3 separate regions of the Mus musculus genome follow, and regions 1 and 3 are each linked to region 2. The links are chromatin loops, found by intact Hi-C in ENCODE. Cell type or tissue: left cerebral cortex. All regions are shown on one strand.

The links. A loop is a pair of places that touch in the nucleus more often than their neighbours do. Peaks named below come from ENCODE experiments on the same cell type or tissue, not always from the same donor. Only the 100,000 strongest peaks of a DNase experiment are listed, where the experiment ranks them.
Region 1: a loop joins it to region 2, with 7 times the contacts of the local background. A loop is called at or near these places in 13 of 42 quality-filtered maps.
Region 3: a loop joins it to region 2, with 2.3 times the contacts of the local background. A loop is called at or near these places in 5 of 42 quality-filtered maps.

Annotation. Positions count from the first base shown.
Region 1 is chr2:74,660,062-74,668,061 of GRCm38, forward strand. It overlaps Gm31790 (a long non-coding RNA gene), which reads left to right and starts at 1,490. Exons shown (of 3, transcript XR_374674.2): 1 at 1,490-3,870; 2 at 4,764-4,965; 3 at 6,427-6,830. It also overlaps a transcript of Evx2 not described here. In left cerebral cortex, CTCF peaks have their summits at 1,949 (motif pointing left) and 3,697; DNase peaks (open chromatin) are centred at 1,929 and 3,699.
Region 2 is chr2:73,563,630-73,571,629 of GRCm38, forward strand. It overlaps Chrna1 (cholinergic receptor, nicotinic, alpha polypeptide 1 (muscle)), which reads right to left. Exons shown (of 9, transcript NM_007389.5): 5 at 7,784-7,979; 6 at 6,778-7,015; 7 at 4,463-4,686; 8 at 3,073-3,312; 9 at 1-2,678. The coding sequence ends at 2,547. It overlaps Gm30940 (a long non-coding RNA gene), which reads left to right. Exons shown (of 2, transcript XR_866434.2): 2 at 1,571-1,749. Among named protein-coding and RNA genes, the nearest start is that of Gm30940, 6.4 kb to the left of the region's middle. In left cerebral cortex, CTCF peaks have their summits at 948 (motif pointing right), 2,750 (motif pointing left) and 3,514 (motif pointing right); DNase peaks (open chromatin) are centred at 2,664 and 3,553; H3K4me3 peaks cover 324 bases.
Region 3 is chr2:73,907,622-73,915,621 of GRCm38, forward strand. Atp5g3 (ATP synthase, H+ transporting, mitochondrial F0 complex, subunit C3 (subunit 9)) reads right to left here and starts at 3,705. Exons shown (of 5, transcript NM_175015.3): 1 at 3,631-3,705; 2 at 3,334-3,439; 3 at 2,243-2,320; 4 at 1,563-1,756; 5 at 826-1,086. The coding sequence starts at 3,372. The coding sequence ends at 972. In left cerebral cortex, no CTCF peak of the experiment used is centred here; DNase peaks (open chromatin) are centred at 3,031 and 3,740; H3K4me3 peaks cover 2,359 bases; H3K27ac peaks cover 1,748 bases.

The DNA of each region.
Region 1 (8,000 bases), 1.1 Mb after region 2:
AGTTTTTGTTTTGTTTTGTTTTGTTTTGTTTTGCCTTAACATTTACAAGCTGGGGGCGTAAGGGGGGCGGGTAAAGGGGAGGATACAGGAAGAGTTGCGTAAGAAGACCTCGCGCCCACTCCTGTCAGGATTACTTATCTTTCTGTTTTAAGAACCAAATATTAATAATGAGTATTTTATTTAACAAATAGAATTCTGAGTTCTTTCTCTCTCCTTACTTTTTCCTCTCAGTCTTGATTCTCCCCTCCAACACACACACACACACAGAGAGAGAGAGAGAGAGAGAGAGAGAGAGAGAGAGAGAGAGAGAGAGAGAATATATCTTGTAGACTTTTGAAAATGCTTTCTTGCTACGTGGCTGAGGAGGTACACAGGACCCGTGCCGTGCCTCCAAGTGGAAATCATTACATCTTCTCTTATTTTCTACCACTGCTTGCAGGCTAACTTCTGAACTCGAAGACCTTAGATTTTTTGTTTTATAATCCTCTGATGGATAAGCTTCTCACCCTCGCATTCTCCCTTAGGGGAAATAAACTAGACTGGAGGATCTGATAGTAGAAATTGACAGCTAACTTTAAACACAATCATGATTTACCGTACCATAGCTCCCCATCACAGAACCCACTTTTTAAAATTGCCGGCTTTCTCCCACCCTTCTCAAATAGAGGAATTCGTGGTGAAGTAACTGGGTTTTGGGGGTCAAAGTGGAGGGAATGGAATCTCCTGCTGCCTCCCTTCCTTTCCCACTTTGTTCTTCTTCCACTTCTCCATCCTCCCCCTCCTCCACCCTAGGCCCTTACCTGTGGCCCCCGGTGTTCCTGGTGCTGACTGGGGGCACAGAGAGTCTCCAACCAGCCTTGCCTCTTCTCCTTCCCGCCTGAGGCTGGAGGCTGAGCCTCTTGGCGATAACTTTGATAGTCATAATGACGCCGGTGGCAACCATTTTAAGGAAGATCAATCTTCACTCAAATGCGCTCATCTCCTCCCGCGCTTGCGCCCCACCCTGCCCGACTCAGATGCGTCGTGCCAGTTTGCCCGCCTGCTGCCCCAGAAGCAGAGCTTTGTCCGCACTGGCGAGGTCCACGGAAGACAGGGACAGGACACAGTGGTCTAGCGCGTGAGCTTCCGAAGCAGCCTAGAGAGCCTGGCAGTCTTGATGCTGGTTTTGCATCCCGGTCACAGGACTAACTGAGACCCTAACCCGGGCCCCCCTCCTTCCCGCCTTGAGACACACCCAGCATATTGGGGTGTGTTAGGGGGTAAACCTCTGATCTAATTGCCCATCTGTCTGTTGGCGCTTTCTTTTTAACCTTGGACCCGTTGGGGGCGCGTCAAGAATGTAAGGGGAGGTGAGGTGTGAAATATATTTATATACATGTGTATACATATATAGTCAATGCCAAAAGTTTTTCACCTCTTCCCCTTAGCGCCAACTTATTTCTACAGGCAAGCTTGCTGGAAAAAAAAAAAAAAAAAAAAAAAAAAAACAATCCCACCTCTTTAAAGTTGTAAGTGGAAAATTGCATAGGCTCGCAGGCTTAGGAGAATTGTCTGGTGGGCGATGACCTCCATTTGAGAATTTGACCCAGCATCCACCTTTGCCCCTGTCCCAGTGGCTATTCTACCCTAGTGGTCATTCAGTTCCTGGCACTTGCATTGTCCTCAAGCAGGATTTTGGCTACCTCTCTTCGCTAATCACACGTCCAGCTCTGCGGGCGCCCCCAACTGCTTCTCAGCCAGGACGCCCAGCTCCACCGGTCCAGGCAGTCTGGGCCCCAGTGTCTCTGGGAGGATCCTGCTACCTAATCCTTCTCTACCCAAGGGACTAGAAGAGAATCTTTGGTCTAGGCTAGGCTCCATGGGGGGCCAAGACCCTGGCAGCAAGTGGTCGCTCAGCCTGGGCGGAAATCCGCCGATGCCTTTATTGCTGTCATTTGGCGCCCCCATCTGTTTTCCTCGCGGTTTCAGCAGCTGTGAGCTGCTTTTCTGTCGCAGAAACCTCAGTGGCCTAGGAAGATTTCTTACCTTCTTCTACGACCCACCGCCTCTGGTTCCAAAAGCTGGCCAAGTACGACTCCACTCTACTGAAAATGAAAAAAAAATCATTTCTCCGCGACACCTTCATTCATTAGTGGTTTTGAAACTACCTTGCACCTTTTAAGTAACACTGATACTGCATTTCCAGGATGTCTATTGCCCCACATATACTTGTGATCTTGTCAGGGAAACTACCTCAATGAAAAACATCCATAACTTTTCACTGCCCTTAGCAGAGGATAGCATTTCACAGTGACTATTCCATTTGAATAGTTAATGTTCCTTTAGAACATTACCTATTACTAGTAATAATATTGACTAATTTGTATAACTCATTTAGTATACAATTACAAGTGGCTTTTTACATAGATCTACCTTCTGAAGACCAGAGAACCCCTGGGGAATTGCCCCGCCCCTTTAAGGAAACCTCCTACACAGAGAGCTTTGGTAATTGTTCATGGTTTATACTTATCTCCAATAATGGATGTCATGGGGGGTTGAAAGTTTTGCATAACCGCTTTTTTTTTTCTTCATGTTACCTGTCTTATTTAAAGGCAGGCCTACCTCAAAAACATTACACCAGTGGAGGAGAGAGAGAGAGAGAGAGAGAGAGAGAGAGTTACATTTGTTGAAAAAATAGTCATTTCATATCCTTTCCAGAAAGGAGAGGATGAAATTAGAAATGGACCCAGTTTTCAGTTTCTGATATCTTCAAAGTACCATCACCAAGAACAAGAACACTCAGACAAAAATCTAACCCAAACCCCATGCCTTCAAAGGGCATCTTCCACCTATGCGAAGGGCATGCCAAATTTTTAAGATTGGGAGTGAGGTGACATACAGGAAAAAATTTCTCTGTATTACCCAAAAAGAACAGTTTTGCTGGCAAGAATGATGTAAACAAAGCAAGGGCATTTTCTTTTCCTCCTTTTCTTTTTCTCCTTCCTTCCTTTCTTCCTTCCTTCCTTCCTTCCTTCCTTCCTTTCTTTCTTTCTTTCTTTCTTTCTTTCTTTCTTTCTTTCTCCTGGGGTGGGGTTAGACTGCCAAACTAAGTATTTGTTTCTTGTAAACAGTGAACATTTGACCTGTGACTTCAGGTTAAAACTTGTTCTAGACTTGCAGAGGGATGGGTCAAGAGTAAAGCCCCGTCGAGCAGCAACAGGGCCACGGGATGCGGTGGTCTCACCCAGCTCTGGGCTTCCCGGTGGAAGATGCCAGCCACCCGTTCTCAACCCGAAGTAAGTCTCAAGCTCGCTGGAGAACTTATGGGAGTGCAGATGTTGTGAACGGGCAGTAAACACCTGCAGAGTCTGAGCTGCGGGCAGGGCATGTTTTCTTTAGGCTAAGTGTGGTCTTCAGGACCAGGTTTCGATTTATAAGAGAGGGTGAGGGTTGGACTAACCAAGCCAGTCTTCTAGGCTTCCTACTCTCATTTCTCCTCAGGCAAGCCTCTAGCTTTCTGCCTCGCCTGGGTCAGCTCATTTAATTTAGTTTTCCTTCTCCCCTCCACCTTCAACTCCAAGTTACCCTAGAATGGTTGTAAGTGAGGGAATTGGTGGCTACTTTCTTCCTGGACCCCGAGGCTAATCAGATTTGCCAACTGCCAGGAGTTTAATGTACCCTCAGATCAGACCCAAGAACTTGCAGGGACATCTAGCGCCAAGCGCGGGGAACTGCGGTCGCCTTTCAGGGATCCGGAGCATACCACTGGCATCCTTTGCCAGTCTCTCAACTCCTTCTACATTTTTAGGCATTTTCCTACCCTTCACCCGCTTTGCTTCGCTGCTATGCATAATGTGGCTTGCCCGTGGAGAATGTGAATTATTTGAAATGGTAATAAGCTTCTATTTGACTCATAGAATAAGCATTTAGCAAGTTAGAAAAGTTGTTTCAAAATGTCAGACAAAATAGCAAATTGCAATCTTTGCTTCTATTTAGGAAGAAAGAAAGAAGTTATTCGGTCCTTAAGCCCTGGCCCTACCTTCTAGAGCTCTCTAGAAAAGCTCAGCATTTCTCTGGAAGGGAAGACCCTGCCTGTTTCCTACAGTCCACAGTTGGAGGTGGTCTCTTCATCTCAAATAGGGCCCTGCTGCCCAGTGGGAGGCAAACTCAGGATTTTTTTTTTAAGTCACCTGGTATTTAGAGGGGCGGGGGGTGTTTGTTGTTGCCTGAGATTTTCATTAAATATAGGCTAATTTTGTTGCTAAACCCAAAAGGATTCCACCTTTTAGATTTAGAAAATGCCCCAAACACAGGACATCTGGCTGTTGCTAGAACCTGCCTTATACACAAAATGTTGTGATTCTCTTGGGGTTTGCTTCATATTTTGTTTGCTCTGTTTTTTTTTTTCTCAGCCTGAGTGAAGTTGATTATTAGCTGGAGAGGAAAAATTAGCTCCAGAGCTGGCAGACAGACATGGTCAGGAACAAAAACCAGCCAGTTCTTCTCAACTTAAGACCCTGCTTCTAAACTGAGACGTTTTCTACTGAATCATTGGTTTCTCAAAAGTTAATTAAAAGGGTGTTCTGTATTTCCTGGTTGTGGTCATCAAGGTAAATACTTTCAAAGGCATCTCCCACAACCCTTTTCTGGCAGGATCCTGCCATCCTGGTTGTAATCGTCATCAATTGTGTTGTTAATTGAGCTCATTGCTGTCTTGGTAAACAGGACACTTCAATAAGTCTAAGTCATAGCCTGTATCCATTCATTTTTCCATCCCCAAACAGATGTACAAATTGTGAGATCTACAAGAAAGAACAGAGGCTATGTCTGTCTCCAGCACAGATTCAATACTCAGTGGGGCGCTTGAGGAAGGAAAGAAGAAAGAGAAGCAAATGGAGAGACGTGGAAGGGGATTGGGGCAGCAAAGGACATCATGGCCTTTCACCCAAATCAGGAAATGTAGCTTTTTTTTTCACAGAACAATAGGTAAGTATTTGGAAATTATTTTCATTGCTAAACTCTTGCTTATCCTTTTGTTAAGATTTCATTGTGATGTGCTGCCACACAAATATAAGGCTCACCCTGTGCTCTTGGACATCTGAAAAAAAAATGGTTATAAGCCTGGCATAGAGGTTCATGCCTGTAATCCCACCCCTTTTGAAAATTTGAGGACAGCCTTGGCTAGAGAGTGGATCTATGTCTCAAAAAAAAAAATTGAAGGAAAAAAATAGATTACAATTAAATTTCAGCTTGAATACAGTTTGGACACAAGATATCCAAGCTAAACGAAAACATTTCTTCTTATTTAACTGCAGCATCCTCTCTATACCTGCCTACCCACCCCGTAAACTACCAACACCCTAATTTTACCTCATAATCAGCCTCAGCAGTCTGGCTCAACAGCAGTGACTTCCCTGGGATCCTGGGATTTGGAGTTCTACCTGTGGGCCCTTTCAGAGACCTTTTTCTAGTATAACCTACTTCTGCATATCTAAACTTAATTTTTGTTGAAGTCACAGACAAGCTGGTGATAGAAAATGATAAAATTCATTATTCAAAACTTTCTTTATTTCTGAATAACCTTTGAAATTGGCAGAGAAACCCTAAGTTCTACAAGGGCACCACAGAGCGTTATAGGGAAGAAGACTATATCAAGAAGTTTTAGCCTAAGCATTAACTCCTATATTCTCCCAGCCAAGCACAACTTATTTTCTTGTGTGGTAATTTAAGCAAAGGTTGAGACTTTAGTTTCAAAATGTGACAATTTTTGTTTTAACTTTATTTTCTTCGATTTAAAAATACAATGCTTATCAAATGTATTAGTCAGATTTTTAAAAAATGGTACTGAAGCCCAAAGAACACAAAACTACTAAATTATTGAGTTTTAGGAGACTGAGGTGTGTTGGTTCTGGCTATTTCTGTTTAATTTGTTTTTAAAAACGTTTCAGTAAATGTTTAAAGCCATAGGGGTGCGGTGGGGGAGTATCAATGGCTCCCAAGTTGTTCTTTCTCTGTGAGTAACAAGAAAGGAAACAAGGAGAAAATACAACATCTCATTGTTACTCTTTTTCAAAAGCTCAGAAATACTACTACCTGGCTCTTCAAATGCAATCCAGCTTCCATTCTAACTTTTGTCCTTTCTCAAGCAATCAAAATTATCGCGATCAACAAATTACTACCCATCACAATGCTGCAAAAACCTGGAGAGACCCTCCGGGTTTGAATTTGACCATGACCAGGTCTAGGATTTTTAAAAGTTATACAAATTCTCTTAGTTTCCAGTACCTCTCATAACCTACACCCCCATCCCCTTATTTGAGCCTTTTATGGTTACTGTGGTTTTTGTGTCAACACTCTAATGCCATCAGCCCACCCTGTGATGCCAGACCAGACCAGGCCCAGAAGGACCTTGCTCACTCCTTTTCTTCTTTTCTTCTTCTTTCTCAGAGCTTATTTTCAGAAGGCAGTGACGCTGAGTGACAAGCTGGACTTAGTATTGCACGTTTAGGGGAGTGATTTTCTTAAAAGATAAACTGGTCTGAAGGTTGATAGTACAGCATCAAACTGGCCCACTTTGAGGCTCACGCACCCACCCAGCACTCTTGACTAACCAAGTCTAAAATAGCTCTCAGGAGACCGACCTAGATTCAAATCAGAGCTCACAAGGACGACCCATAAGTTGTTAAGACTCTGTGAGAGGAGGTGGAAATACAGAGCGATTAGAGCCACCCTACCTAACTCTATCTGGTATTAGCTCCTCCGGTACTCACAACTAGAGCCTACTCTGTCCCTATGAAGTTCTATGAACTCGGACTGCGCCTGTCACCAGTCCGGACTTTACTTGGTGGTGGTGGGGGGGGGGGGGGCGGACAGAGAGAGAGAGAAGAAGAAGAAGAAGAAGAAGAAGAAGAAGAAGAAGAAGAAGAAGAAGAAGAAGAAGAAAAGAGAAGAGAAGAGAAGAGAAAAGAAAAGAAAAGAAAAGAAAAGAAAAGAAAAGAAAAGAAAAGAAAAGAAAAGAAAAGAAAAGAAAAGAAAAGAAAAGAGACGAGAAGAGAAGAAAGGACACCCCCTTGACTTGACACACTCAATTCCCTGCTGTTGGCAGCCTGGAAAAGGAAGCGAAACAAAGGTCCCTGGGAAAGTGAAGTTTTCAATTAATTGGTGTGAGTAACGGGCGGGGGTGGGTGGTGGCTGCAAAAAGCTAGAGGCCGGTATGCTGTGGGCGAGGCGCAGAAGATTCGTGGCACTCTATTGAGTGGCTTTCTCCTCCCGCGCTGGTACGGAGTCTTTTGGGCTGGGCAGGAGGAGGCCAAGCTGAAGCTAAGGCCAGCCTGGCAAAGTGACTGCCGGCTGGCCAAGAGCAGAGACGTGAACCGAACATCTGTGGACTTCCTAGTTGCGCCGATTGTCAGGCTTGCGGCTTCGAGATGAATTCTAAGTCTCTGATGCTGCCCCAAGACTGTTTCGTGAGTATTTTTGTGGGCCGATGGTGCTGTATAGGAAGGATCTACTCCGACTGATGTCCTATGTGTGGAATACTTTTACCCGTTCGTTAGGTATGTTCAAGGTAGGATGAGCTGTCTCGAATTTGGGGTGACGCGGTAGACTAAGGAAAGATGAGCAACAGGTTTTTAAAAATAGAATTGCTCTGTTTTCTCGTCATTCTGCTCATCTCTGTCCTTCATCCTCACTTTGGTGTGCAGCTCGAGGAGCCAAAGAGCAGTGGCAAAAACAACGGTTGCGGAGATGAAGCGCAGGCCTCGGCGCCCGCCTCGCAGACAGGCCCGAGATGGGCCGTCGCGCAATCAGGGGGTGGCTGCAAAGTCAACTCCTGGGTCTGGGGGAGGGCGGGGATGCGAGGTGGGCCTCCCAAAGGGCTGAAGAGGGGTGGGGACCGGGTGGGTGGGTCCAGCCGGACCTGGGCTGGGAGCCAGGCTCTCCCGCGCCCCCACCCCCACGTGTCCCGGCGCAGCCAATGGCAGGGTCCCCGGCCGGCGCCCTCGGGGCGGGAGACGGCCCCC
Region 2 (8,000 bases):
CGTCTGTGGGTTGGAGCCTAGACCGCTTTCTCTGGCTCTTGCCTTCTGTGCGCGTTCTCATACAAATTGTGTAAGTCTTTCTTTCGATTTCTTTGGCTCTCTACCTGGGAATGGGACTGCTGAGTGACTTGGTGACCCGAGTGTGACTTTCTGAGAAACTGCCAATTGTTTCCACTTTAAAGTGCAAACTATTTGAGATGAAAGAGCCCAGCACTGGTGCAGGGGTGATGGGAAGTCCCTCAGGAGATTGAAGCCACCTGGGCTCGCACTGGCCTCCTGGTTATGCAGTTTATAGCTCTCCCTGGAGATGACGGATCAGATGTGTTTGTGATTCAAAGGCCTTTTCTGCGTCCAGAGCCACACGGCTTCTTGGTCTGGGTAAATTGTACTAGAGCCTAGAGTTTGGCACAGAGAATTTATTTTTCAGATTTCAGAAATGGTGATGGTGTGTGCATACGTTTCTGGTTCCATTCATAGGGCCTGAACTCCAAACATGATTGCGTCCAAGGACTGAAGGAAAAGCCAGGGGTTTTAATTGAGAAGGCAGGAAATAGGATATCACAGAGTCCCCACCAACACAGACCAGAACTACTTAGATCACGCCAGGCATGCTGGGAGAGCAGGGAGCAGGTGACCCCATCAGCTGCAAGTCGGTTTAGAATCCCTTTTCTTTTTGACTTTTAAAAAAAATATTTGGGGCTGGTGAGATGGCTCAGTGGGTAAGAGCACCCGACTGTTCTTCTGAAGGTCCAGAGTTCAAATCCCAGCAACCACATGGTGGCTCACAACCATCTGTAACAAGATCTGATGCCCTCTTCTGGAGTGTCTGAAGACAGCTACAGTGTATTTACATATAATAAATAAATAAATCTTTAAAAAATATTTGTTTGTTTGTTTATGTATTTATGTGTGAGTGCTTTGTATATGCACACCTGCACACCAGCAGAGGGCATCAGATCCCACTGTAGATGGTTGTGAGCCACCATGCACCCTGTGGTTGCTGGGAATGATCTTAACCATAGAGCCATCTCTCCAGCCCCTGTTTTAGAATCTTAAGTTCTGTCTGGGTTCAGATCTCAGTTCTTCTACTTCTAGATGGAGCAGAGTTTAACTTTCCCCAAAAATTTTTTTTTCCATTTGTAAATTAGGGACATTATGGAGACTGTGTAAAACAATTTGGATAAAATAAACCCATGCGGGCGAGACGATTCTCATGGGGTCAGAGGCACACCCTTGATGAGGATGGGATCTGCCCTTCCTCGGGTCCTGAGAACAAAATCCAGGGGCTCCGTTAAGTTGGGAGAGCTGAGGCTCAGTTATAGCTCTGTGTGCAAAGCTCTAGGTACAATCCCAAGGAATCCCAAGCGCCCTTTCAAGAAGGCCTCTCAAACAGAAATCACTTAAGAAAGCATTCTCCCTCTCCTGGTTTCAGAAGTCTACTTTAAACCATGAGGTTTTGATACTATTTGTATGTGATCGCCCTAAAATTACCTTTGGGCCAGTGAAATGGATTAAGCAGGTAAAAGTAGTTTTTTGCTGGACAAACCTAACGACCTAAATTCTATCCTAGGACCTATGAAAAGCTGGAGATGGCGGCATGCATCTGGAATCCCTGCACTCTGTTCATGGGCCGAGAAGTATAGAAAGGAAAATGCCCCAGGAAGCTTTACATGAGAATGTAACACAGCGGCAGAAATCACAAGATACTTTGCCTCAAATGAGATAAAAGATGAGAACTAACTCCTAAAAGTTGTCCCCCAATTTCATCAATGTGTGCGAGTATGTACACACACACACACACACACACACACACACACACACAATTTTTTTTTAAGTTTAAAGTTACCTAATTTCCTTTCTACCACTTCCTTTGTGTCCACATCAAATCTGGGGAATCTGGTAGACACGACTTTTCTAGTAGGTATGAAACCGTGTGTCTTAAGTAAGGGACTCTCAGCACTTTAAAAATAAAAATTAACTGAGCCCGATAGGTGGGTGGTTCAGTGGTTAAGAACACTGGGTGCTCTTCCAGAGGGCCTGATTCCCAGGTTCCATGTGGACGCTCACAACCATTTGTAGTTCCAGTTCTAGGAGATGGGATACCTTCTTCTGACCTTCATGGACACTAGGCGTGTATGTGAGACATACACGTAGGCGGATCACTCATATAAGTACAATTATATTTATTAAAGGAAAGAAAACAAAAACAACTAGCCATGGCAATACAAACAGAAAACCTTGAGTATCCAAGCAAAACTCTCCCAGGGGCCATTTAGAAGCAAACACTTCTTTTGAGGGCTCACTTTTATTTACTTCAAAGGGTTCGCCCTTTAAGGAGGCCCATAGTGTTAAAAGCAGAAGCAAAGGGGAGACACTTCAAGAATACAGCCGTGTGAGCAGAGATCACTCTCATTAACATGTAGGACATGTAGAACACTGCATGTTTGGTAAGTGTGAAAGGATTCAAGGAGACAGACCTTCCTCTCTTCCATCTTTCCTAGCGATGGCTATGGCTGGGACAGAGGTAGGCTTAGCTCAGCCTCTGCTCATCCTTGTTGATGTAACTCAATGAGCCGACCTGCAAACACAGCCAGCGTCCCGATGAGACACACCAGCATAAAGACTCCGAGGAGGATGTGATCCATCACCATGGCAACATACTTCCATTCCTCAGCGGCCTGGGGGAAGCAGAGGGCGTTAGATAGGAATCCCCTGAGATGGGACACAGGCTCATAGCGCCCCCTACTGGCCTGGCCTTCAATATGTAAACCTCCAAACCTCAACACCTGATATTACAACCTTTAGTTTTTGCATAATTAAGCCAAAATGACTTACTATAGTTGCCAGAGATAGTCAACACAGTGCATCTGAAGTTAGTAACTAGAGCTTGAAGCCAATTCATTGGTCAACCTCCCTGTCACACTTATGCATTTAATCATTTAGACCCAGAGGTGTGTTAGCTTAGAGGTTGTGGCGCAAACCTTTGGTCTTAGCACTCAGAAGGCAGAGGCAGGCAGATAGATAGACAGACAGACAGACCCGGAGGTGTGGACTGGGAGCCACACAGCTTACGTTATTGGACTCCTGGTCTGACTTCATGGTCTCTGCAATGTACTTCACGCCCTCGATGGCGCTTTTCACCTCAGGGTGCTTGATCAGCGGAGAGTGAAAGCCCATAGGTGGAGGACCCGGCTTCCCAGAGATGTCAGATATATCTATGTCTTCTGTAAAAATCCTTTTCTCTTGTTTATCTCTGGATGGTCTTTTCATTGTGGAGAAAAACATGATGTTTGGGATAGTGTCGATAAAAACCTGACATAAAAAAGAAATTCTTGGCATGAGACTTTTTGTCAGTATTTACAGAATCACTGACTTTGGGTAAGCAATGTGATCTTGGACAAGTCACCCAGCATTTCTAGACCTCACCCTCCTTGTCCTTAAAACAAAAGGACTGTACTAGAGGGCAAAGGCTCCAGGCTGCATTCTACAGCTATGATTCTGTAATGTAAGCAGTTAGCCACTGGAGGGAGCCTGTGTGCAGTCGCCAACGCTGCATTATACTTCAGACTCTTCCGCAGGCAACAGAAAGTTCCTGACAGTCTGTGATTAAAGACCGCTCCTGCAGCCTCAAGTATACAAACACTTAGCCTCACAAAATAACTACTATTTTTCTTCTTCTTCTTCTTCCGTTGTTGTTGTTGTTGTTCCTGCTGTTAAGTATACAGAGGTCTTGCCCAGAGACGTCATCTACAGATTCGGTTAGTCTCCTCCTACATGGTAAGCCAGTATTACTGACACCAACACAGTTCAGTATCTCTATGACATTTATCAAAGTGGGCATATCTGGTTGGGGGACATAGCTCAGCAGGACAGTGCTTGTTAAGAATGTTCACAGCTCTGAGTTCAATCCCCAGCGTGACCACAAAATTAATTAAAATAAAAACATATGTGAATGGGAATGGGTGGGTAGGGAAGTGGGGGGGAGGGTATGGGGGACTTTTGGGATAGCATTGGAAATGTAATTGAGGAAAATACGTAATAAATAAATAAATAATTAAAAAAACCATATGTGAAGTATTAACACATTTTTAGTTCAATAATATAAATATTTGTGAGCACACACCTTACATAGGTCCCTCCTTTCTCTCTCTCTCTCTGTTCTGTTCTCCATGACGATTTTCACCAGTGAAAATACTCATGTCTATTCACAAATTGGAAAATACACCAATAAAAAGCTGAAGAATGCCCACGCATAAGACAGGGGTCTATTAATCTCCAATCAGAGTCCATAAACTCGAATTGGAAGTGGGCTTAACTCGGTCTACTTTTCCACTGTCTCCGGGAAGGCTACATGAGCTGCTCCCGCAAGGAAGCCCAGAAAGAACTAAGTACTAAGTACTCAGGTGTTAGCCAGGACTGCGCTGGGTTCACTGAAGGGAGACCTGGGAGTCTCGGCTCTCACCTTCCGCACCCACTCGGGCATGATGTGGGTGCTGGGCGAACGGTGGTGTGTGTTGATGACGATGACGGTGATGATGATGGACGCAATGACAAAGACCATGGTGAACAACATATACTTCCCGATCAGGGGCACAGCGCTGGAGGTGGAAGGGATTAGCTCCACAATGACCAGAAGGAACACGGTCAGGGACAGTAAGACAGAGATGCTCAGCGTCATCTTCTCCCCTAGAAAGGCAAAAGGAAGAAATGTAACAACCCGCCTGCTCCTGGAACTCCAGGAGGTCAGAATTTGGATACATGGCCATTAAGGCAGAACAAGAGTATGGTATACTGGTGTCACAGTAAGGGGGGTGGGGGGATTGGACGCAGACATGCACAGGGAAGACTGTGGGAGGACACGGAGAAGTGTCTTCTGCAAGCCCAGGAGAGTGGCCTCAGAATAGACTGACCGTGTTGGCTCCTTGCTTTCAGAGCTATAGAGAAACAGGCTGCTGCTGCTCAGAGCATCCACCTGTACCATTCCATCAAGCAGTCCCTGCGCGCTCATCAGCCACCAAAACCCAAGGTGAAGGAACGTGACCAGCTTGTTCTCAAAGGATAATTCTGGTGATCCTTTCTGCGAGACCTCGGGCCCTGACAGCATTTTGTGGCCAGGTTTCCATTCCAGCTGCCAAGCAGCAAATGGCGACTTTGTTTCATGTCCTAGACTCTTTTTTATTGTTGTTGGTATTCAGGAAAACAAGAGGGATTCTGGGTTGGCAAGCTAGAGAAGGTAGAAGTTTGAATAAACCTTGCCCCTGGTCTTTCTGTTACCCAAGAGGCGGCCAGGCAGCCCGGAAATACCTTTCTCTCAATATGAAGCTGCTAGACCAAAACTGTAAAACAAACAAAACAAACAAACAAGCAACCCCCCACCACACACACACACACACACACACACACACACACACACACACACACACACAAAGTCTGCCATCCAGGTGCTGTCTGCAGCACACCCGGGGGCTCACAACCGCCTTGCCTCCTCTCACTTTTGTCTAGAAAGTTTGTCTTCTCACTTATTTCTTGGTTTGATTTGGTTTCCCAAATCCTCTGCCGTTTTCCTGCAGGCCTGAGTCTCAGGGGTCCTGGCTGGGTAGGCTGCAGGAGGGTCAGGCTGACTGGTACTGGGTCATCTTTGTGGGGTGCTGTTCTTGTTGGGGCCCTAGGGAGCTCTCTTTTGTTGCCTTTTCTGCTGTTATTGTAGAACTTGTCAAACCCTTTCCAGGTGGTAGATGGACAAAGGTCTGTATCTGCAGATTTTGTAAGAATTCAACCGAACTCAGATTGAAAATATTCAGAAAAATTAAATTGTATCTATATGAACTATATGTAGATTTTCTGCCACAATCCCTCAAACAAAACAATGTTATAACTATTTGTATAGTCTTTACAGTGTGGCAAGAAATAATTTTAAGTATCATAGGATGTCCAGTGGTTCCATGTGACTACAATGTCATTTTATATGAGGGACTTGAGCATCCTTGGATTTCAGGACCCTCAGACATCCTAGAACTGGTGACCTTGTGAATATGTGAAGAGACTAAAAAGGGGGATACAGAGAAAAGATAAGCAAGGAATCCTCAAAAAAAAAAGAGCCAGAACTGTAAACATTAAAGTTATCAAGTTATTTGCCATTTGCTATTTAATAATACTATAATAGCTAACATCTACCAAGCTTAGAGTACTCATAAGTATTTACTATTTACAGTCACAAACTAGTCAGTATTTGTAGATGCTAATTAGTTCTGTATTGCTCTAGGAGTGTTTTCTCTTGCTTTCAGGGGTTTCATTTGATTAAGAAGTTGAAAATATTTATTTGTACTTAGGTGTTCAAAAGAAATATAGGGGGTAAAAGGGATGGCTCAGAAGTCAAGGGCACTGGCTGCTTCATTCCCAGGATCCACATTGCAGCTCACAAGCATCTATAACTGTCGTTCCAGGGGAACCGATGCCCTATTTTGGCCTCCATGAGCACCAGGCACACACATGTAGTGCACAGACATACATGTAGGCAAAAATACCCATGCACATTGAGAGACGCTCAGTGGCTAAGGGCACTTGTTGCTCTTCCAGAGGACCTGAGTTTGGTTCCCAGCTGTGAGCCTCACTTAGATCCGATTGCCACCCAGCAACTGTCTGTTTGCACCCTGTGCACAGCAATGATGACTTGGGTCTCTGTACCTCCGTGAGTGCACACTTACCCCTGGCTGTCCCTAACCTAGCAGCATGAGCTCCATGGCTGCTGGCTGCTGTTGCCATGGCAACGGCACTCACCTGAGTCTGTGGGCAGGTAGAACACCAGGCTGGTTAAGAAGGAGAAGAGCAGGCAGGGAATGATGACGTTGACAATGAAGTAGAGGGGCAGGCGCTGCATGACGAAGTGGTAGGTGATGTCCAGGTAGGGAGTGGTGGGGCAGCAGGAGTAGAACACCCAGTGCTTCCAGCCCCGAGCTTCCTTGATCACCCACTCCCCGCTCTCCATGAAGTTACTCAGGTCGGGCTGGTCACTTTCCTGAGAATCAAAACAAGGTCTGAAGACTCCTGCTACACCACCCCGAGGAAGGGCAGAGACATGGTAGCCATGTACCATACGGAGGGTCACTTTGCCAAGAGGGATGTTGGGCTACCTCTGCTTTGGGGTAATAGGTTTATTTCCTATAGAACACGTCATATAGTAAGTTAGGGTTGTTCATTTTGGCTCTGCACTCAAATCTCCAGGGAACTTTAAAACACTGGCCCCTGAGTTGCACTCAAGACTCGTTTTTATCAGACTTCTTGGAGACAGCACATAACGAAGAGAATTTATTTAAACTCTTACTTAGCCCTCCTGAGTAGTGTATTAAGAACCTTGGCACTCAGGGGCTGGAGAGATAGCTCAGCAGTTAAGAGCACTGATTGCTCTTCCAGGGATCCTGAGTTCAAGTCCCAGCAACCACATGGTGGCTCACAACCATTTGTAATGAGAGCTGATGTCCTCCCTCTTCTAGTGTGTCTGTAAACGTCTACAGTGTGTGTATGTGTGTATACATATATATGTATATGTATATATATATGTATACACACAGAGATATATGTATGTATATATATGTACACACACACACATATATATATAATTTAAAAAAAAAAAAAAAAGAACCTTGGCACTCAGCTGAAAGCCATACACTAGATGCTTCTCTAGCTCAGAGTGGTGCCAGGAGCCTGTGATTGTCCAGAGGCTGACTTGGACACCTAGGTGGCCCTAGTCCTGAAGCCAGCTGCATCCCAGGAGGCCACCACCTACCGGGTTAATGGCCACCACAGAGCCGTCATAGGTCCAGGTGCCCAGCTTCATGCTGCAGTTCTGCTCATCGAAGGGAAAGTGAGTGACAATGATCTCACAGTAGCTTTTAAAGATGGCTGGCGGTGTCCAGGTGATGTGGCCGGTGTAGTCCAGGAGCACCTTGGTGAATTTGACAATGGCAAAGTCGCCGTCTGCGCTGTGGTCAGGGTAAGAGAGG
Region 3 (8,000 bases), 340 kb after region 2:
TGTCTGTGATCACATGATAAAACTCATTTATCTGCTAATTTGTGCATTTGTGTGCCAGCCTACCTTTCACCTGTAGCTCACACTGTTTCCTGGCAATGTTTCATGTGCCAGTGCTCTTCTGTTTTTAAGTCTGCAGTTGAGCCACTCACTAGGTGGTCCTCTTGCTACTCAAGGTTTAGCATAAGGTGGAGACAAGCAGTGTTCTCAAGTGATCTCTTCCCTGGAAAATGACTCCCAGCCCTTCCAAACATCTCTGTATGCTTACTCATAACAGTAGGAAACTCACCTACTGGTTTTCTTTCTTTTTTTTCTTATTTTTGGTTTTCGAGACAGGGTTTCTCTATGTAGCCCTGGCTGTCCTGGAACTCACTGTGTAGACTTTGTAGACCAGGCTGGCCTCGAACTCAGAAATCCGCCTGCCTCTGCTTCCCAAGTGCTGGGATTAAAGGCGTGCGCCACCATGCCTGGTTTATGGTAACCATGTAATGAGATGGTTTTGTGCATTTATAACCTTGTTCAAGCACCAATCACCCAAAATGAAACTCCACAACTAACAGTCAGTCACCCACAGTTCCATGCTCCTAGAGTTCCCAATAACTTCTAATTGGCCTAGTCTCTACAAAGTTACCTATTTTATACAAACAAAATCACACTATGGGTCTTTTGCTTGGTCTACTTCACTAAGTGTTTTTCAATGTTTCATATTCATCACTTTTTCAAAACCAGGGTAACTGCTGTACCTTCCTCTGACTTGGACAACCACCTACCTCAACAGATCATCTTTATGATGATCCACACTTATATAAGTACAAATCACAGCAAGAATTAAAGTTTTCATCTTTAATGAAATGACTGTGGAAATAACATATATTTCCATGACACCAGTACTACAGTCTTCGGAGTCACAGCAAGATACACAGAATTACATCCGTAATTACTATGAATGCCAACATTTCAGGCAGTAATTTCTGTTACATGGCAAACAAGATCAAGAACGCAACCATCAAACAAAAGAGACCCATAGCTTCAGACAAGGCAAATCCCAGGATAGCATATGAGAACAGCTGCTGCTTCAGTGAAGGGTTTCTAAAAGAGACACAACACAGATGACTGTTACTGTGAAGCAACGTTGATGTCAGCACATTGGGTAAATGGTAGAGTCAGATATCTAGTATGGGGATCTTTGCAAGTCTCATGGGGGTGCTATCTCCTATACCACTTTGCTTTTGTCTCTCAGAGTATTTTACCCACTCCTAATCATGTGGCATAAAGTCAGGGAGCTATCTTCGTATGCAAATATAAATCCTCAGTTTACACCACCTTGAGGGGTCCTGACATTTGTGATCTCCTTGACTCTCCTGACTGGTTGGAGTTATAGGCGTGTTCCCTAGCCCCTAGCTCTATCCTCACTTATTTAAGTGACCAGTGCACACACAGCTCAGAATATAATGCAAGACACAGCAGACACTTCATTCAAAAGGGCTACCATTATTTCATCATTTCCCTCTTTCCACGTCTACTTTCCCACTGAGTCTTCACCTTACTCTGACAGACATGATTACCTGGCATAACCAATGATAAGACTGCCAAAGACTGTTCCAATACCAGCACCAGAACCAGCAACTCCTACTGTTGCAGCACCTGCACCAATGAATTTGGCAGCAGTATCAATGTCTCTGCTGATTACACTGGTCTGAAACTCCCTTCGGATCAGCTGACACACACCATTCTGGGCCCCATTAAAAACTGTAGAGCCCTGGGAAGAGGAAATAAGGCAAAGGTCAATTCAGTAATCACATTGATTTTAACTACTATAGTGCCAAAACCAGTAACTTCTTTATACTATAGCTTGGTATGAATAAATAATTGTATGGCTCAAGGAAAAAGAAAACCAAGAGCTTGATATAATTCTTATCTCGTATAAGATAGTTAACAAGACCTATACCTCTTAGGATTTTTAAAAGTATAAAACAGAATAATGAATATGCTTTTCAACAAAGCAGGCTTTTTTGGATAACCGTGGCTATTTTAAACACAGATAACTCAAAACTATAAATACAGCCTAAAATATTTATTTGCTAATTCAGAAGGTTGTGCTGGCCAAAAGTTCCTCTCAGTGGCTCACCTTCTATGTATTATTTAATAAAACTGGAAAGAAACCACCCATTAATACACCCCTTCATGATAACAACTCTGTAAGACTTATTGACAGTGTTTCCTAATTTCTGTTATTAATACTCACCTCTCCAGTCCTAGTCTCTGGCCGAGATAACACTGATGCAGAAATTGGTCTATATGCAACTCTGGATCCAGCTCGGATCTATTAATGGAAGGAAAAGAAAGAATTTCAAGTACTAAAGAGTACACATTAGTCTTCAGTGACCTCTTGTGCAACTTTAAACTCTAAAGGAGAAAGCAGAAGAGAACGAACAGATTTATTATCTCTGCAATTAGCATGGCCTTTGGTCATTGTGCATACACAAAGCCAACCTAAAATTTTATGCTAATGAACCATGGAATGTTCTATTTAATCTATCTGTAAACAAAAATCCTAAGACCAATTAGTTACCAAGTGACTGAGTGTTGTGGAAGTTTCAGTAACTGTAGTGCTGTAAATTCAAGTAAGTTATGTGGGCTCATAAGGGTGTCGCTATGATTTTGATCATTTACAACAGTCCAGCAGCTAATGAAGCTCCTACAATTTTCAAAGGATTCCTAAATACCCACTAATTCTAAATTTACTATAGAGTTAAGCATTTTGATGTCAGCTTAACAGCCGTTGCAATACTCTCACTATAAGGACATCTGGCAGTCTGGCTTCTCTGCCCTTGAGTGTCCACGGACACTAAGGTCACAGAAAATCCCTCCAGAACCAGGACCCGATTCTCTAGCACAAATCTTTTAGATTCAGACTTCACTTAAAGCCTCCAAAAAAGCAAGCTTCGGGGCTCCCCAACACCTTTCTCCGCCCACACAAGGAAGCAAAGTCCCTCCCTCTGCAGCGGCGAGTTTGACCTACAGACGCGCACGGGAAACGCTGTGCAGGCAACTAGGCCTCAGCTGCCCCTTCCTGACTTCTCAGCACCCCGACCTTCGCGTCGACCCCAACTCCATAGGGACCGGGCGGTGGGGGAGGGGCGCGCTCCACGAGCAAGGAGGCTGTGACCTACGCCCAGAAGGCCTGTCAGCTAGGCCTCGGGGGGGACACATGGCCGGGAACTGTCTGCGGGCCCCAGGGTTGGGAGGGAGGGAGGGAGGAGAGGACATCGGGGCAAGGGTGAAGGAGAGCCGGTCCCTCGGCGTGAATGCTGGGCCGAGGCCCGGGTTACGCACCAGAGCGGGGGTGCGGGCGAGCTTGGCGCAGGCGAACATCTTTCTTCCTGGCGGCGCGGCGTGGATCTAGGTGACAGGCGACGTGGGCTCCTCTCCCGCTTCCTCTCTGCGGAGCGAAAAGAGGCTTAAGGTCAAGTGTCCCCCCCAGGGGCCTGTCCTTGCCACCCCGGCCCCGAGGGGCCCCGCGCAGGCGGTCAGCGTGGCCGCGTGCCCGGGAAGCGCAAGCCCGGTGGACAGGGCCGGGAGACCCGCTCCGCCCCGGCCCGGGCCCCGCGCCCTCCGTTTACCTTCGCTTACCTCCCGAGGCGGCGGCAGTGGCGGCGGCAGAGGTCGAAGCAGTGGGGCTGGGCGCGCAAGCGCGGTGCGGCTCTTATCCGCGCCGCAGCACCCGGATGGAGAAGGCGGGGGAAGACGCTCAAGGTCACTTTGTAACAACTTTATTGGTAACTCTCAGAGGAGGACAATGACAGGCCCCCTCCGTGACCGGCTGGCGGCCAGTGAAATGAAAAGCACACTGAAGACGACTCTTGGCTTTGTTAGTGTTACTAACGGTGCAGATAATTTTTAGTTGTTGTCGCTATCGCAGACTGAGCCTCGCTCCTTGCACGTGCCAGGCAGGGGTTCTCCCAGGGAGCTACAAGCCGACCCTGATTTGGCTTTTATTTCAAACAGGGTGAGTTGCTCAGGCAGGCCTTGAGCTCAGTATGTAAGTTAGGGAGAACCTTGATCGTCCACTTTCACCCTTCCAAGTAGTTAGCTTCTTCATAACCAACTCCAGCGGGATTATTTCTTTGTAAGACTCTAAAACAGGGTTTTTTGTTTGTTTGTTTGTTTGCTTTTGTTTAAGACGACAAATCTTTTCTCAGAAGACCTACCTAGAAGTCCTGGGAAGAACAAATGACGGTTCAAGAGCTTTGCAACTCTGTAGACTAGGCTAGCCTTCAACTCACAGAAATCCTCCTGCCTCTGTTTTCCAAGTGCTGACATTAAAGCCATGTACCACTGTGTTCTGCTGCCTTCCACCATTATAACTGGGAGAATTAAGAGATAATAATGTATCATCATTTCGGACTAAAAAAGTGCCTGAATAGTTTTCAAAATCTATTCAGCACCCAGTTCTGATAACTTTGAACAAACCAGATGGATGCAGAAATGTCTCAGATAAATGGCTGTAGTTCAACGTCTGGTCTTCTTATTGATTTTTTTAAAATAGTTTTTTTGAGATAATATAATCTCATAGGTTCTCCCCTGTTTTAGGGTTTTAATGCTGTGAAGAGACACCACGACTACCGCAACTCTTAGAAACAAACAAACAAACATTTAATTGGGGCTGGCTTACAGTTTCAGAGGTTTAGTCCATTTTCAGCATGGCAGGAAGCATGGCAGTGTTCAGGCAGACACGGTGCTGGAGACAGAGCTGAGAATAGCTGAAGGAAGAAGGCAGGCAGCCAGAAGAGACCACTGTTAGCCATTATGCTTGCCTTATGCTTCTGAAACCTCAAAGCCTGCACCCCCCCCCCCCCCAGTTACACACTTCCTCCAACAAGGCCACACCTCCTAACGGTGCCATTCCCTATGGACCCGTGGGGGCCAATTTTTTATTCAAACACCACTCCCTCCCATTTCCTCCCCCCTCCTCCTCCTAGACACTTCTTGACTTTTCAAATCTGAGGCCTCTTTTTCTTTAGTTTTATATACATATTTAGTTGTATGTATATATGATATGTTTTTAGATATAAAATTATAACTTGCTCAGTCTGTTTGTTTTAACCATAGCATTTTCTCCAGCCTCAGAAAATCACCATTGTTTTTGTTTTGAACTTGACTATTCTAGATCCTTCATCTAAGTCCTGCATTATTTGTCTCATTGTAACTAGCTGCTGTTTCTTTTAGTTCATTACATTTATTTATTTATTCTGTGCATATGTGAGGGCAGACAGATGTGTGTATAGGTGCATATGCCACAGTGTGCATGCAAAGGTCAGAGAACAGATTGAGGGAGCCAGGGCTCTGTCCTCACCATGCGGATTCCAGGGATTGAATTCAGGTCGACAGGTGTAGGGCCAAGCAAGCACCTTGACCCACTGAGGCATCTCACAGCATACTCCTGCTTTTCTTTTTTTATTATTTCTTTAATGTATATGAACACACTGTAGCTGATTTCAGATATACCATGTGGTTGCTGGGAGTTGAACTCAGGGCCTCTGGAAGAGCAGACAGTGGTGCTCTTAACCCTCCAGCCCCATTTCTTGGTTATTTTTGAGACAGGATTTCTCTCTCTCTCTCTCTCTCTCTCTCTCTCTCTCTCTCTCTCTCTCTGTGTGTGTGTGTGTGTGTGTGTAGGCTTGGCTGTCCTAGAACTCACTTTGTAGACTAGGTTGGCCTCAAACTCACAGAGATCCTCCCGCCTCTGCCTCCCAGGTGTGGGGATCAAAGTTTTGTGCCTCCACAGCTAGACAGTTGCCCTTTTCTTAAGGTCAAGTTTTGGATTTTGAGATTGGATCTAGTCATACAGTCCATGCTGGCTTGGAACTTTGTATTCTCCTGCTTCAGTCTTGAGAGTCCTGGGTCACAGCACCTAGTTAAAGACTGATGTCTTTCACACAGCAGATGTTTTTATTGTTTATCCAGGTTGAGACATGTGTCAGAATATTTTTCTTTTCTAAGGCTGGATAATGTCCATATGTATGTATGTATGTATGTATGTATGTATAGATGCATGCATCACACATGGATTAACCATTCACTGGTGAAGGACACTTGGGCTGCTACTACTCTTTGGCTATTGTGAATAATGCTACTATGATCATAGTTGTAACAATACATCTGAGTCCCCACCTTGAATTATTTTGGATACATAGCACAAAATACTGGATCATATAATAATTATATTTTAAAAGGACATGCTGTCTTTCACAGTGGCTATACCATTGTATATTTCTAAAGTAAATACAAGGTTTCCAGTTCCTCCATATTCTTACCACCATGCACGCTCACTCCTGCTTTTTCTCTACTCTCTTTTCTTTTCTCTTCTCTCCCTTTCTCTCTTCCCTTTTCTATCTCTGTCTTTCTCCTTCTCCTTCTCTCTCCTCTTTCCCTCCCTTCCTTCCTTTCTTCCTGACAGGGTCTAATGTATCCCCATCTGGCCTGAAACTTGCTCTGTAGCCAAGGGTTACTGCGAACTGCTAGTTATTCATAAAGGAGACAGTATGTTGGAGGGAACAAGAACAGAAACTAAACTTGGTTATTGTTGTTGTTGGCACAGGGTCTCCACATAGTTCTGGCTATCTTGGAACTCACTATGGAGACCACAGCTGGTCTCACAGGTGTTCATCTGCCTTTGCCTCTTTTTTTTTTTTTTTTTGGTAAGATTTATTTATTTTTATTATATGTAAGTACACTGTAGCTGTCTTCAGACACTCCAGAAGAGGGAGTAAGATCTCGTTACGGATGGTTGTGAGCCACCATGTGGTTGCTGGGATTTGAACTTCGGACCTTCGGAAGAGCAGTCGGGTGCTCATACCCACTGAGCCATCTCACCAGCCCCTGCCTTTGCCTCTTAAATGCTGAGATTAAAGTCATTGGTCACCATGCCCAGCTCCAGAAAATAGACTTTATGAATACTGCTCTGTAGATATGAATTTGGAACCATAGAAATCACTTACAAAGTTAATGTTTTGAAAATCCCTAGAAATTGAAAATATGCAGAATGAATGAATTTAGTTATATCTACTTGGTAGTCCCAACTACACAGGATAAATGCGGAGTTTTAATACAGGCCTAAGAAGCCAGCTCCTGTTCAGTCCGTTCTTGCACACTGGCTTCCTTGATTTTCAAAAGTGCTAAGAACACTGCACTCCAGAGAGCTGCTTTATTGTTGCCGTTTCTTTTGTTTGGAATAAGTTTTCTTCTGATAGCTGCTTAGCTCTTCTTTCCGTATTACTCAGGTCTTTGGTCAATTGTTATGTCTTAGGACTTCCTGGATCCCTTACATACATTTCTTTCTTTCTCTTTCTTTCTTTCTTTCTTTCTTTCTTTCTTTCTTTCTTTCTTTCTTTCTTTCTCTTTCTCTTTCTCTCTCTCTCTCTCTCTCTCTCTTTCTTTCTGTTTTGGGAGAGGAGTGTTTCAAGACAGGATCTCTCTCTTTCTTTCTTTCTTTCTTTCTTTCTTTCTTTCTTTCTTTCTGTTTTGGGAGAGGAGTGTTTCAAGACAGGATCTCTCTCTCTCTCTCTCTCTCTCTCTCTCTCTCTCTCTCTTTCTCTTGATTTATTTATTTATTATGCATAAGTACACTGTAGCTATCTTCAGACACTCCAGAAGAGGGCATCAGATCTTGTTATGGATGGTTGTGAGCCACCATGTGGTTGCTGGGATTTATACTCAGGACCTTCGGAAGAGCAGTTGGTGCTCTTGACAGCTGAACCATCTCTCCAGCCCCAAGGTTTCTCTTTGTAGCCCTGGCTGTCCTGAAACTCACTATATAGATCAGGTTGGCCTTGAACTCAGAGGTCTGCCTTCTTCTGCTTCCTGAGTGTTTTTACCACCAATGCCTGGTTGTCTTTTTTCATCTTAAAACATGTTTATTTTGTATTTATTTTAATTTAAAAATACTTATTTTTATTTATTATGTACAAGTGTTTTGCATGTGTGTGTGTGTGTGTGTGTGT